3 separate regions of the Homo sapiens genome follow, and regions 2 and 3 are each linked to region 1. Evidence: chromatin contacts called from ENCODE Hi-C data. All regions are on one chromosome and are shown on one strand. The core of a region is the stretch at or near the end of the contact, and the rest is flanking DNA. Distances in the headings are between cores, read along the strand shown. Region 1 holds the start of BRD3 (bromodomain containing 3). Region 2 holds the start of MRPS2 (mitochondrial ribosomal protein S2). Region 3 holds the start of GTF3C4 (general transcription factor IIIC subunit 4).

The links. A loop is a pair of places that touch in the nucleus more often than their neighbours do. Pooled maps may share reads with other maps.
Region 2: a map of aorta shows a loop between it and region 1 (13-fold over the local background). The contact joins the promoter of MRPS2 here to the promoter of BRD3 in region 1. A Hi-C loop is called at or near these places in 1 of 168 maps with a recorded cell type or tissue (aorta) and 11 of 50 pooled maps.
Region 3: a loop to region 1 is called in a pooled map, with 8 times the contacts of the local background. The contact joins the promoter of GTF3C4 here to the promoter of BRD3 in region 1. A Hi-C loop is called at or near these places in 4 of 50 pooled maps.

Annotation. Positions count from the first base shown.
Region 1 is chr9:134,066,096-134,069,919 of GRCh38, reverse strand. It overlaps BRD3 (bromodomain containing 3), which reads left to right and starts at 1,894. Exons shown (of 12, transcript NM_007371.4): 1 at 1,894-1,975. RefSeq lists silencers at 1,289-2,018, 2,199-2,448.
Region 2 is chr9:135,499,218-135,503,041 of GRCh38, reverse strand. MRPS2 (mitochondrial ribosomal protein S2) reads right to left here and starts at 2,360. Exons shown (of 4, transcript NM_016034.5): 1 at 2,289-2,360; 2 at 1,919-2,044; 3 at 1,069-1,198. The coding sequence starts at 2,331. It overlaps PIERCE1 (piercer of microtubule wall 1), which reads left to right and starts at 3,173. Exons shown (of 3, transcript NM_001048265.2): 1 at 3,173-3,333. The coding sequence starts at 3,191. RefSeq lists an enhancer at 1,511-2,135 and silencers at 2,091-2,250, 2,461-2,630, 2,901-3,070.
Region 3 is chr9:132,668,587-132,672,410 of GRCh38, reverse strand. It overlaps GTF3C4 (general transcription factor IIIC subunit 4), which reads right to left and starts at 1,947. Exons shown (of 5, transcript NM_012204.4): 1 at 1,456-1,947. The coding sequence starts at 1,812. DDX31 (DEAD-box helicase 31) reads left to right here and starts at 2,428. Exons shown (of 20, transcript NM_022779.9): 1 at 2,428-2,551. The coding sequence starts at 2,477. RefSeq lists silencers at 1,659-1,788, 2,209-2,358 and enhancers at 1,939-2,018, 1,704-2,571.

The sequences.
Region 1 (3,824 bases), core at 645-3,144:
AGTTCTAAGGGAACTGCCTGCAGATCCTCACCTCTCATATTCCCCCTCCCCGACCTTCCTGCGCCTGAGGACTGCACTTTGTCCATTTTGCCAACTAGAAAGGCAAGGCTGGAACCTCGTCCTAGAGCCTTGCCCTGGAGTGTGAGAAGGTCCTGGGCTCCCAGCAGAAACAGAGGGACAGGATTGGGAAAGGTGTTGGCTTCCCCTGCAAACTCTTCCTAAGACCCCGGGGCTTTGGGTCTCAGCCGTCCTGCAAATTGGCTCTGTGACCTTGGGCAGGACCCTTTGCCTCACTGAGCCTGTTTCCTTACCTGTCAGCCTGGAACAGAACACCTGCCTTCTGGGTGAGCATGGGGATGAATTGTCTCTGTGCTGGCACTCACTTTGTGAATATTGCATAGATGTGTGCATTTCAGGCAGTGGAGCTGCTGCTCAACTTGGAACACACCTGGGGACCCCAGGGGCTTGGGGTGGGTGCAGCCCACACAAGGAAACTCGACCTTGCAGTTGGCAGGTTCAGCAGGCACCAAGGAACCTCGTTTTGTTTTTGACGTTTTTATTGGGGTCTAATGTACACAACGTGTAACCACCTTAAGTTACAGCTGGATTAAAATTGATTTATGTGGCCGGGTGCGTTGGCTCACGCTTGTAATCCCAGCACTTTGGGAGTCCGCGGTGGGCGGATCATCTCACGTCAGGAGTTTGAGAACAGCCCAGTCAACACGGTGAAACCCCATCTCTACTAAAAAATACAAAAATTAGCCGGGCGTGGTGGCGGGTGCCTGTAATCTCAGCTACTCGGGAGGCTGAGCCAGGAGAATGGCTTGAACCCGGGAGGCGGACGTTGCAGTGAGCCGAGATCGAGCCACTCACTACACTACAGCACTCCAGCCTGGGTGACAAGAGCGAAACTAACGTCTCAAAAAAAAAAAAAAAAAACAAAAACCAAAAAAACAACAAAACCCCCCCCCCCACAACTTGATTTATGTGTAAACCCGAGTCGTCATCACCCAAAACAAGATGCAAAACGTGTCCACGGGCTGAACCTTTCAAGATACAGAAAAAGGGCCAGGGGTGGCCCTCTCCCGGAATCTCAGGCTGGGAACCTGGTATCTAGTTCCCGCCCCTCACTGGGCAGATGGGGAAACCGGGGCTTGGGGCGAGAAGGTCCCCAGGCAGAGCTGGGAGCACCCCTAACTCTTCGCCAGCTCTGGGGACTTGGCGCCCTCTCCAGCAACAGCGAACTTGGGCGCCCGCGCCCCAGCAAGTCGGGTGGGGGAGATGGTGACACGGAGGGCGCGGCAGAGCGCGGCTCCTCCCCGGGCGGGGCCGACCTGCCCGCGCGCACCGACGCCCCGCCCCCCGCCCCGCGCGCGCGCTCCCGCCAGGCTAATTAGGCGCGCGGTTTGTTTACAAACACGGGCTCCCGGCAGGTGCGCGCCGCCCCGCCCGTGCGCGGCCGGGGTTCGAGGGTGGCTCCCGCGGGCCTCGGGGTGCCCGGACGGGGGCTGCGGTGCTGGCTGCGTGCCCGCTTCTTCCATGCCGTCCTGGGGCACCGGAAAATCCGCCGCCAGGCGCTGTCCCCGACACGGGGTGAGGAGAGCCGTGCGGGCCCGGGCGGGGAACGGCCCACGGGGTCCCAGCGTTGTTGCCCTGCCGGGCGGGCGCCGAGCCCCGCCCCCGCGCGCCCCCCGGGCCAGGCCCGCTCTCGGCCGGGTCGGCGGGGCGGGCGGGGGCCCCCGGGGCGGGGCGCGGCGCCGGCGGGGCCGGGACATGTAGTCCGCGCGCCCGCGGCCTCCCCTGGGCGGCCCCGGCGCGGGCCCGGCCGCGGACTACGACTCCCGCCAGGCGCCGCGGCGCAGCGCATGAGCCCTGCTCGGCTCCGGCGCGTCTATTATGCTGCCGGGGCCGGCGAGCCAAAGAGGAGCCGGCCGCGCGGGCCGGGAGGGGACGGCCGCCGGAGCCGCGAGGCCAAGTACGCCTTTCTCTTGCTTCCTTGCGCGCGCGGGGCGGCGGGCGGCGCGGGCGGCGGCGGGCCGGGCTGGGCCGGGGAGCGCGGCCCCGAGCGCCCCGCGCAGTCCGCCGGCGCGTCCGGGTGAACCGGGCGCCCGGGGCCGCCGCCGCCGCCGCCGCCTTTGTGCGCGGCCACGATGCAACAAAGCGCGGCGGCCGCCCGGGGTCGCGGCGGCGGTGGCGGCGGCGGTGGCGCGGGCTCCGCTCCCCTCCTCCCGCTCCCGCTTGGCCGCCTCCGTCCCGGACTCGGGGCGTCGCTGCGGCCGGGGCGCGCAGCCCGGAGTTGGCGCGGCCCGCGCGCCCCGCGCCAGCCCGGCCTCCGCGCGCCCTCCCTCACGGAAGGGATTTTTTTCCCCCTTTCCTCCGCCCGCCATCTTTCGAAGGGGGAACCCAGGGAGGACGCGGAGGGGGAAGGTGCGCGCGGCGGCCCCGGCCTGCGGCCGTGCGCTCCGCGGGGCCACTTTCCCCGCGCCTGTTCCGCCGGCCTCGCTCCCGAGCCGTTGCTGGGGCCCGCGCCTGGGGACCGTCGCCGCGCGCCGCGGCCGGGGCGGGGGGCAAGGCCGGGCTCGGCCCTGGGCTCTGCGCGGCCTCCTCCCAGAGTTACGGGCCCAGAGCTGACTTTGAGCCCCCCTGAGTTGCCGGATTATTGCACCCAAACCAGGGGGAGACCCAGTTCCCGTTTTGAAATCAGCCTGAAAATCGCTTAATCCGGGCGAGGGCGAGTTGGAGCGGGAGGGACGGGGGTGCTTCCCCTCCTTCCCACTTTTGGGGGGCGCCGGAGTGACAACGTGATACAAGCCCATCCGGGGAGAAATGCGCACCCCGAACCGTGTACACCCACATGGCCCTGGTGGGCTCTCTGTGAATAAAGCTGGGGCGTGCGGGAAGTCTTATTCCACCGGTTGCTCGTTCGGGGGCAGGGCCGGGATGGGGGCTTCGCGCGGCCTCCTTTCCCTGGAGGGCGAGAACTCGGCCCGCCGAGACCCACCGGGGGCAGGGACCCGGCGTCCATCGTGTGGGTTCCTCCGTTCGACCCAATCCTTGAGTGGTTGCGATCTTTAATTTTGGTTGAAAGCTTTCTGCTCAGAAATAGATACTGGGATTTCTCCCCCTTACATTAAACTTGGTCATTGTCTGCAAAAGTTAACCAGGAGGGGAGACTGTAGTGCATTGGTGGGCAGAGTAATTGGGCTGGAACTGCAAGAGGCAGCTTCGTGTGTCCCGTCCTCCCCCGCCCTACCCTGTGAGAAGGAACAGAAGAGGAAAAGAGTTTTCTTTTTACCCTGCTCTTTTGTAGGCTTTTCCCCTTACTCTTTTCTTTAAAATGGAGGGTTTTTTTTTTTTCCTGGGTCCATGTAGTATGCCTGGGGAGATCCTGGAATCTATGCAAAGTTGTATGGCATTTTTCTGGGGAAAGTAGTTTGTTACTGGCTTCCAACGGGGTCTAAGGAAGGTCTGAACCCCTGCAAGGGGCTGGCCTCGGGGGTTAGGGAGCCCTCCCTCCGGGTTCTTCCCTGGCAGCCCTGATGCAGCCTCTCATTTGCAAATAAAGGTCTGTGTTTGCCGTTTTCTCTGTTGAGGCCTTGATGGGTGCTGGTGGTTACTGATCATGAAAGATAAGGCACACGCTGTAACAGGACGGGCTGCAGGCGAGCGAGGGGCATTTCTTTCTGACCTTCCGGGTAGCCTCAGAGGCCCGGTGCCTCAGCAGGGCACCGGGTGCCTGGAAAGACTGTGGGAGCAGCTCCAGCCTGAGCCCTGCCGTTGGGACATCCGGGGAGGAGGGATTTCAAAAGCTTTCTCCGAGTGGG
Region 2 (3,824 bases), core at 1,111-3,610, 1.4 Mb before region 1:
AGAAAAGCGGGGCATGGGAGACACCCCCGCCTCTCGGTGCGTGACAGGCGAGTCATCCACATTTGCGGTTCCCAGGTCCTCACCTCCAGTCTACTCCCACTGGGTTCTGTCCCTTCCTCTCAAGCAACCCTGCCCATCAAGGCACTGGCGACCTCCATCTTGCCAAGGTCACAGCCTTGAATTCACTTCTCAGCAGCATCAACAGAGAACCACATCTCCCCTACCCCCGGCTGTCCCTCTTCACTGACTCCAAACACTGGAGCACCCAGGGCTCCACCTTGGACCTCCTTTTCCGATGCTCTGGAAACACCTGCCAGCCCCCGATGCTGATGGCTCCCTGGGCCCAGGCCCATCCCTCCTGGTAACCGTGTGACCTCTCCACTGGGGCAGCAAAGGGTTCATACCTGGTAGGAACCAAGCTTGTGATGTCCCCCAGGTCTCCCCTGGTTTTCACCATCTCAGTAACCAGTACCAGGCTCCACCCGAAGAGCAGGTGTTTGATCCCTTCGGCCCCAGCCACCTCCCACCCCAGCCCAAGGCCCACTGGCTCTGCCCTGCTGCCTCATGTCCACCTGCTGCTCCAGCTCTTCCGCTACTGCGATTTAAGCCCCGCCACCTTCACCCTGAACGCCCACACCAACCTCCTCCCTGGCCTCCCACCTGCCCCTCCCATCCCCTCCCCCCACAGCAGTCAAAATGACCATGTGAGAATACAGGACCAGTCATTCCTCCTCCCCGCAGCCCAGAAGGCCCAGCCCGATCCGGGGGGACCAACCTTACAGGTTCTGCCCTCAGCCTTTCCATTTCTGAACCCGTGGAGTCCTGCAACCCCCAGCAGGCCTGCCCTATCAAGGGCTGTGAGCGCCACACCAAGGCACACAAGAGCGTCCGCCAAGCTGAGGAATAAACTCCTGCTTCTCTGTGGGGCTCTGTATTCCCATGTGGAGGAGGATGGGGCTGTAATCACCTAAAACTGACATAGGCCAGTTCAAAAGTGGCCCTAGAACCAGAGCAGGTCCCAGGTTCCTCCTGGGAACCGCCCCGGGCTCAGATGGGGGTGTCACCTACCTGTGCCGACAGCCAGCTTTGTGTCCCAGATGGACTCGGGCATCGAAGAGGCTTCTCACGGAAAACAGTTCCTTGACATTGAAGAAGTCAGAGTGCTTGAGGGGCTCATTCAAAATCTTGTCGTTGAAATCTACGGCAGGGAGGAGGAGCGACGCTGCGTCTCCCACCGGTGGCAGCAGAGACAGGCAGAGCGCAGTTCCCGCCCACCCCTGCTCCCAAGTGCCTTCTGTGACACCGAGGTGGGGAGCCGGGAGCCCAGCAGCCCCAGGAAAGACCTGGAAGCACAGGGACCTTTTCAGGAAACAGAGGGCTGGAGCCAGGTTCTGATCCCGACCTTGCTCCTGGGTAAGCCTGGTCGAACCTGGTCAACCCCGTCCCTTGGTCTTACTTGGAAGACAGAGGAGAAAAAGAGAGGGGCCCAGCGGGTTGCTCAGGTCTTTCTGGCACCTCCCCGCCTTGTGGTCTCAGGTGGCCAGCCAGAAAGTCCCCATCAGGAGTCCAGCAAGGTGGGCAGACTCCAAGCCCAGTGCCCCCAGGTCACTTGGGCCCGCCTGGGCGAGCTCGGGGCTCCGGGCCTCGGTGGTCCAGTGACACCCCCCTAGGGAGCGAAGCCTGTGCTAACCACTGGCCCGCCCGCTCCCTCTCACCCTATCCATGGTGAGGCGGTGGCCTCAGCCCGCTGTGCTACGTCAGGCAGGACCGAGCGGCGGCGAGCACGGGAGTGGGAGGAGCCCAGCGGAGCGCGCAGTTTCGACCGCGTGCAGCGCCCAGGCCCCTCTAGGGTTCGCATCCCCCGCGGCTGCCGGCCTCTCCTCGTTCCCACCCAACTCGGCTGGGCGCCCAGTGTTACCGGTGCTGTCCTCCGACTCGCGGATCATAAGGGCCGTCGCGCTTCCAAGCGTCCTGCGGCTCGGCCGAGCAGGCCGGGGGGTCGCCTTCCCGAGAAAGCCCAACCAGCGCGACGGGGCCCGGGCACCTGGGGGGAAGTAGATAGAGGTCCTGGCGCCGAGTCCCGAATGCACCACGCCCGCTCCCCACCGCATCCCCAACGGGCCCCTCCGCGTCCCTAACGGGTCCCCTCCGCGTCCCCGCGCCCTCCCCGAGTCCCCTCCGCGCTCGCCCCGGGTCCCCTCCACGTCCCCGCCGCTCCATCGGGTCCCCGCGCCCCTCCGCATCCTCCTCGCATGCTCCTCCCCAGGGTCCCGCAAGCGCGCGCTCACCCGCGCCGAGTATTCGGGGCAGCGCGGCCGAGGATGTCGCCATGGCTGGGACGCGGGGCAGAGCGAGGTCTCCCTCCAGGCCAGGCCGAGCGGCCTCCCCTTCCGTCGCCATCCGCGCGGGGCCGCAGTGCCGCCTACAGGCCCGGAGGAGCCACAGCGCTGTCCCCAGGCGGCTGGGACCTCCCTGCGGGGGCGGGGCACGCGAGGGGTCAGGGCCCGGGGTCCTGGGCTTGAGAGTCTCGGGCGGGGAGTGGAGCCACGGTCCTCGCCCTGCAGCTCGCCCCGCCCTGCTAATGGGACCGGCCAGCCCGGGAGGCCCCTGACCCTTGGGGAAGCCCGCTGGGCGATGGGGACCCTCGCCTCCCGCCAAGTGAGCTGTGAACCACGTCCTGCGCAACCTCTCGCTCTCCAAAACTGTTTGTAATATTTAAACGATATTTGGCTTAGGAGAATTTCATAAAGTTAGCCAGATCTCGGGTCTCAATTTAGACTCGGGGTGCTGGGGGGCATAGCATCCCTGGAGTACATTGGACAGCAAAAGTCCAATCGTTGCCTGCCGAGTGGACCTGCAGTGCTTAAACCCCGTCACCCGGCTGGCGGGGTCCCAGGCCCTGGGGTTTCTTTCGCCCGGGAGTCCACGCCCTGATGCTGGGGTGGCCCGGTCCCCCCGCGGGTGGCTGGGGGCCTGGGGCTGCCTCACACGACGGTCCCAGCAGGGAATCTCTCGCCGTCCCGACCTTCCCGGCCCTTGGGGAGTCGCCCGGCAGGTTCCGGACCCACCCGCAGAGGAACCCGGCCCACGCGCGGCGCCTTTAAGGCCCCTCCGCTCGCTCCCCAGTCACGTGACCTGGCCGTCGCTTGGCAACAGGACGCCGCCGAGTCCCGCTTCTCCTCCAGGCACAATGGCTGAGGAATGCCCCAGAGCGTGCGCGGAGCCTGTGGCGCCCAAGGCCACGGCCCCGCCGGAGAGGACCAGCGACTACTACCGCGTGAGCGCGGACCTGCCGGGCAGGTTCAACAACCCGGGGTGGTTCCGGGGCTACAGGTGAGGAAGCTGGGGCCCGCCTGGTCCTGGCGTCCACTGCTCGATAGCCCCGTGTGTGAGAGACCCCGCAAGACCCCCAAGGTCCTAGCTACAGAAATCAAGAAGATCGAGTGGTCATCCGGGGCCCGCGCTGTCATCGCCCGCCAGTGAGCGGCGACCGTGCTCCCTAGAGCCTCATACAAGGAAGTGGGGATAAGGGCAGTGGGGGGCAGGGCCGTGGGGGGAGAAAGCCCAGTTGTGGTCTCAGCTCCACTGATTTGTGTCGGGTGAGTCTCCTCTCCTCTCTACCCTGAAACTCCGCTGCGGGGCGTGAGCACAGCAGCACCTCCACTGTCTTGCTGTAGACTCAGCCAGCTCTGAGCTGCCACAGGGCATTGCAGGCTAAGAAGTAGTAAGAAACTCAATTCCTGTAGGCAGGTGCAAACATCTTGCCGTGCTCATCACACATTTGGTCCCTCAACAGTCCTCTAGGGCAGGGTCTGTTAGTATCC
Region 3 (3,824 bases), core at 698-3,197, 1.4 Mb after region 1:
CTACCTTCTTTAGGACTGCTGCAGATTCACCACCAGATGACCTGCCCCATAAGTCTCTCCCCTTACTACTCCCTCCTTTCTTTACATTCTCTCTGCTAAGGTATTCGATGTCTACTATACTGACATACATACTTTCCTTGAGTTGCTGTGCGGATGAACATCCTTGGAAACAGTTAAATTCCTTTACAGCAGAAGATACACCTTTTAAATCACCTTTCTTCTGCCTCCCTCCTTTTGTATTTCTCAATTTCATAGGGTTGCATCTGTCTATCTGATTTGTTTACACTTGAACAAATGTGTTCATATCTTCTTCAAGAAGATCTTAGAGGAAGCTTAGTCATACAAGCTGACTAACAATCTAACAACAGAAAGATGTTTGAAACTTGAATTAAGTATGCTACAAAGTGATGAGGGTTATCTGCACCCTACCTATAGCTAATGACTCATATTTTCAATGGTTTTCCAAAATAAGAGTTTACGAACACATAAACATGTTCTCTATGTGCGGATACACATCTTTACAGTGCTTATCACTACCTGACAGGACCTTATCATTTGTGCTTGACTTGCCAAAGAATGTAAGCTTCATGAGGGCAGGGGTTCTGTTTTGTACACTGCTTTATTTCCAGAACATGGGGCAGCACCAAGCAGAATGGTATTCAAATATCTATTGAATGTATGAATATACACTGACAGTTCACATGTAAGCGTACACCTCTATCAAGGATATATGGAAAGTTTTTACACCTCTAAGCAACTAAAAGGAACGCTATGGCTTACTACTTGACCTTGCGCTTGAAGTTTAAGATAGGTAGTTGTTTCGAATCTTTATTTTCATTCAACATCCCAAAGATGTTTAGCTAGTAAAGAAAAACTAAAGTACAAACCCCGAGATCCAGTATTTACCCGTTTGCCCAAGGAGAGGCGAGGACCATTCATAATAAAGTCACTGAAACAATTAAGACAATGGATGGGACCAGTTTTTCTTTTCTGAAGCTAAAGAGGCGCGAGAGGAGGACACACACAGTAGACAAAGCCAGCCAAGAACCTCGGAAAGTCGGCCCCAAACAATAGCAGCAACGACAGAGGCAGGCCCCGGGTTGGATCTACAGGGGGTGGAGTCTCAGAAAGCACCATCGAGTAACCCGCTCCATGTGCGGGCCCGACGGAGGGGCGAAGGAGGGGTTCCTGGGACTCAACTCCGGGAAGCCCCCTGGGTGTGTACCTGTGTTTGCGGCGGCGGGTGACCTGGGGAAACAGGGTGCAGACAGCTGCAGAGCTTTTCTTTTTTTTTTTTTAAGCTGTGGTAACCCTGGCTGCTTAATAAATCCCCAGCGCTCGGTGCGAAGAGGGAAATCCCCGGACAGAGTGTGGGATCGGATTCCCCTGGGACGGATGATGCGGCCGCGAGAGGGGGACAGGGGAAGACCCCAGGGATGGCGGGGGATGACTTACTTTGAGGAGACAGCTGTTGAGCGGTGCGGGCACCGAGGTGCGGTGGATAACCAGGTCCTGGCCCGGGTTGTGCACGTCGCAGATGAGCTCCAGCACAGCGATGCTGCGGGCCGTGGACACAGACACGCGGTGGTCCTCGGACCAAGCCAGCGGTTCCAGGCCGCTCACCGCATACTGCAGCTTCACGGCCGGCTCCCGCCGAGTCACCATGAGGCGGAATGCAGCGCTGGGCCCCGGGGCCGCGTCCGCTGCTGGCTCCTTCCCGCCCGCCTCGCCGCCCCCCTCTCCCTCCTCCTCCCCAGACGGCGCAGGCCCGTCGTCCGCGGGCCCCACCCGGGCCTGGTCGGCCGTGTTCATCTTCTCTCAGGTGCAGAGGTCGGACGCCCTGGCGCTCCACGCAGTCGCGCGACCACCTCCCGGACCGCCGCCGCCACCCCCAGCGCCCTCCGCGGCGGTTTTCTCCCCTCAGGCCCCGAGCGCCGCCGAGCCAAGAAGGACCCCGCCGTTGCCAGGCAACGCGGCCCTACCAGGTGGCCAAGGAACTGCCTGTCCAGAAAAAGGACAGCGAGCGGGGAGCCCCGAGGACCCCCTTTTCCCTGCCCAGGGATTGAGCTCCAGAGCCTGTTAGGGAGCTACCCAGACAGGCTTTAGTTCCTAAAGTGCTGAGGAAACGCACGGGGCGGTAAAGGGGAGGCTCGTCGGTGAGATGGCGCCGGATCTCGCTTCTCAGAGGCATTCAGAGAGCTTCCCCAGCGTGAACTCTCGGCCGAATGTAATTTTGCCAGGCCGCGAGGGACGCAGAGAGGGGCTGCCACCAGGCGGGGGCACGCGCGGTAGTCTTGTCCCTACCCGCCCGGTGCCGCCGTCCCCGGCTCCCCTCGGGACGAGTCCGTACAGCTGGAGCCGTTCCGGACCCGGAAGGGGCGGTGGCGCAGGGTCCTCGCGCGTCCCACGTGGGGTCCCGGGCCCAGCAGTCTGCGCACCGGGCTCGCTGCTGCACCACGCGTCACCCACGCAGACCATGGCAGCCGCCGACGGTTCGCTCTTCGACAACCCCAGGACGTTCTCCAGACGTCCCCCAGCCCAGGCGAGTCGGGTGAGTTCTGACCCGGCTTCAGCTCCGTCCCCACCCGCGGCCCGGCTGTGGGCGCGCCGCGAGCTGCAGCCGTGCCTTGGAGTCGGGTTTCGAGTCATTCACGGAGTTAAGCGGGAGAAAGACACCGGGCAGCTTCGGGACAAGTTGCGCCGAAACACGTGTCTCTAACCGGAACACCACCCGCAGGGATGCGCCTGGAAGCGGGGAGTGGAGCGGTGTGGAGGGGCGGGGAGCTGGCTCCTGCGCCTAGAAAAGTAAAGGAAGGAATTAGAGGCTGTTTCCCGTGGAAGGTAGGACCTGAAGTTCCGGCGCAAGTCCCAGGCCAAAGCTTAACTTCTCTAAGCCAGTTTCCTCGACTGAGTGCGGACTAAGCTCTGATTTTTTTTTTTATCTTGCCCACATTCCTGTCTGGGAAGAGTCATGCCCTACAAACCATAAATTCTCATCAGATGGCTTTCATTTAACCCTATATATCGTGACTTACTTTCCAAACTGGCTCTGGCCTAACATTATGTGACAAAGAAGAAAGTTAAAATATTACCCCTAAACATGTTTCTTTGCCACATTTTGAAATGGCTTTGCAAAGCTGTTCTTTGGGGGGGGCGGGCGGGGTGGACATTTGCATCTGCAAAGAATCTCTATTAACATAGCTAGATCTTTTTCTTCCAGGCCCTCCCAATCCTAAAGAGATTAAGAGTCTACCACCTTTCAAAGATCTGAATAGGAAACACTTGTCTGTTGTCTCTAAGGGCAGCCACTAAAGACTTGAAAAGAACCTTGGTCTCCACAATCTTTTATCTTAACCTGAGCATTTTCTTTGTATCCATCCCAGGTGTTTAGACAAACTCAACCGTCAACTAGAAAATGTTTAAATTTACCTATAGCCTGGAAGCCCCCGCTTTGAGTTGTCCCACCTTTCTGGACAAAACCAGTGTATTTCTGAAATGTATTTGATGTCTCATGCCTCTCTAGAATGTATAAAACCAAGCCGCGGCCGGGCGCGGTGGCTCACGCCTGTAATCCCAGCACTTTGGGAGGCCGAGGCAGGCGGATCACGAGGTCAGGAGATCGAGACCATCCTGGCTAACAAGATGAAACCCCCGTCTCTACTAAAAATACAAAAAATTAGCTGGGCGTGGTGGTGGGCGCCTGTAGTCCCAGCTACTCGGGAGGCTGAGGCAGGAGAATGGCGTGAACCCAGGAGGCGGAGCTTGCAGTGAGCCGAGATCATGCCATTGCACTCCAGCCTGGGCAACAGAACGAGACTCCGTCT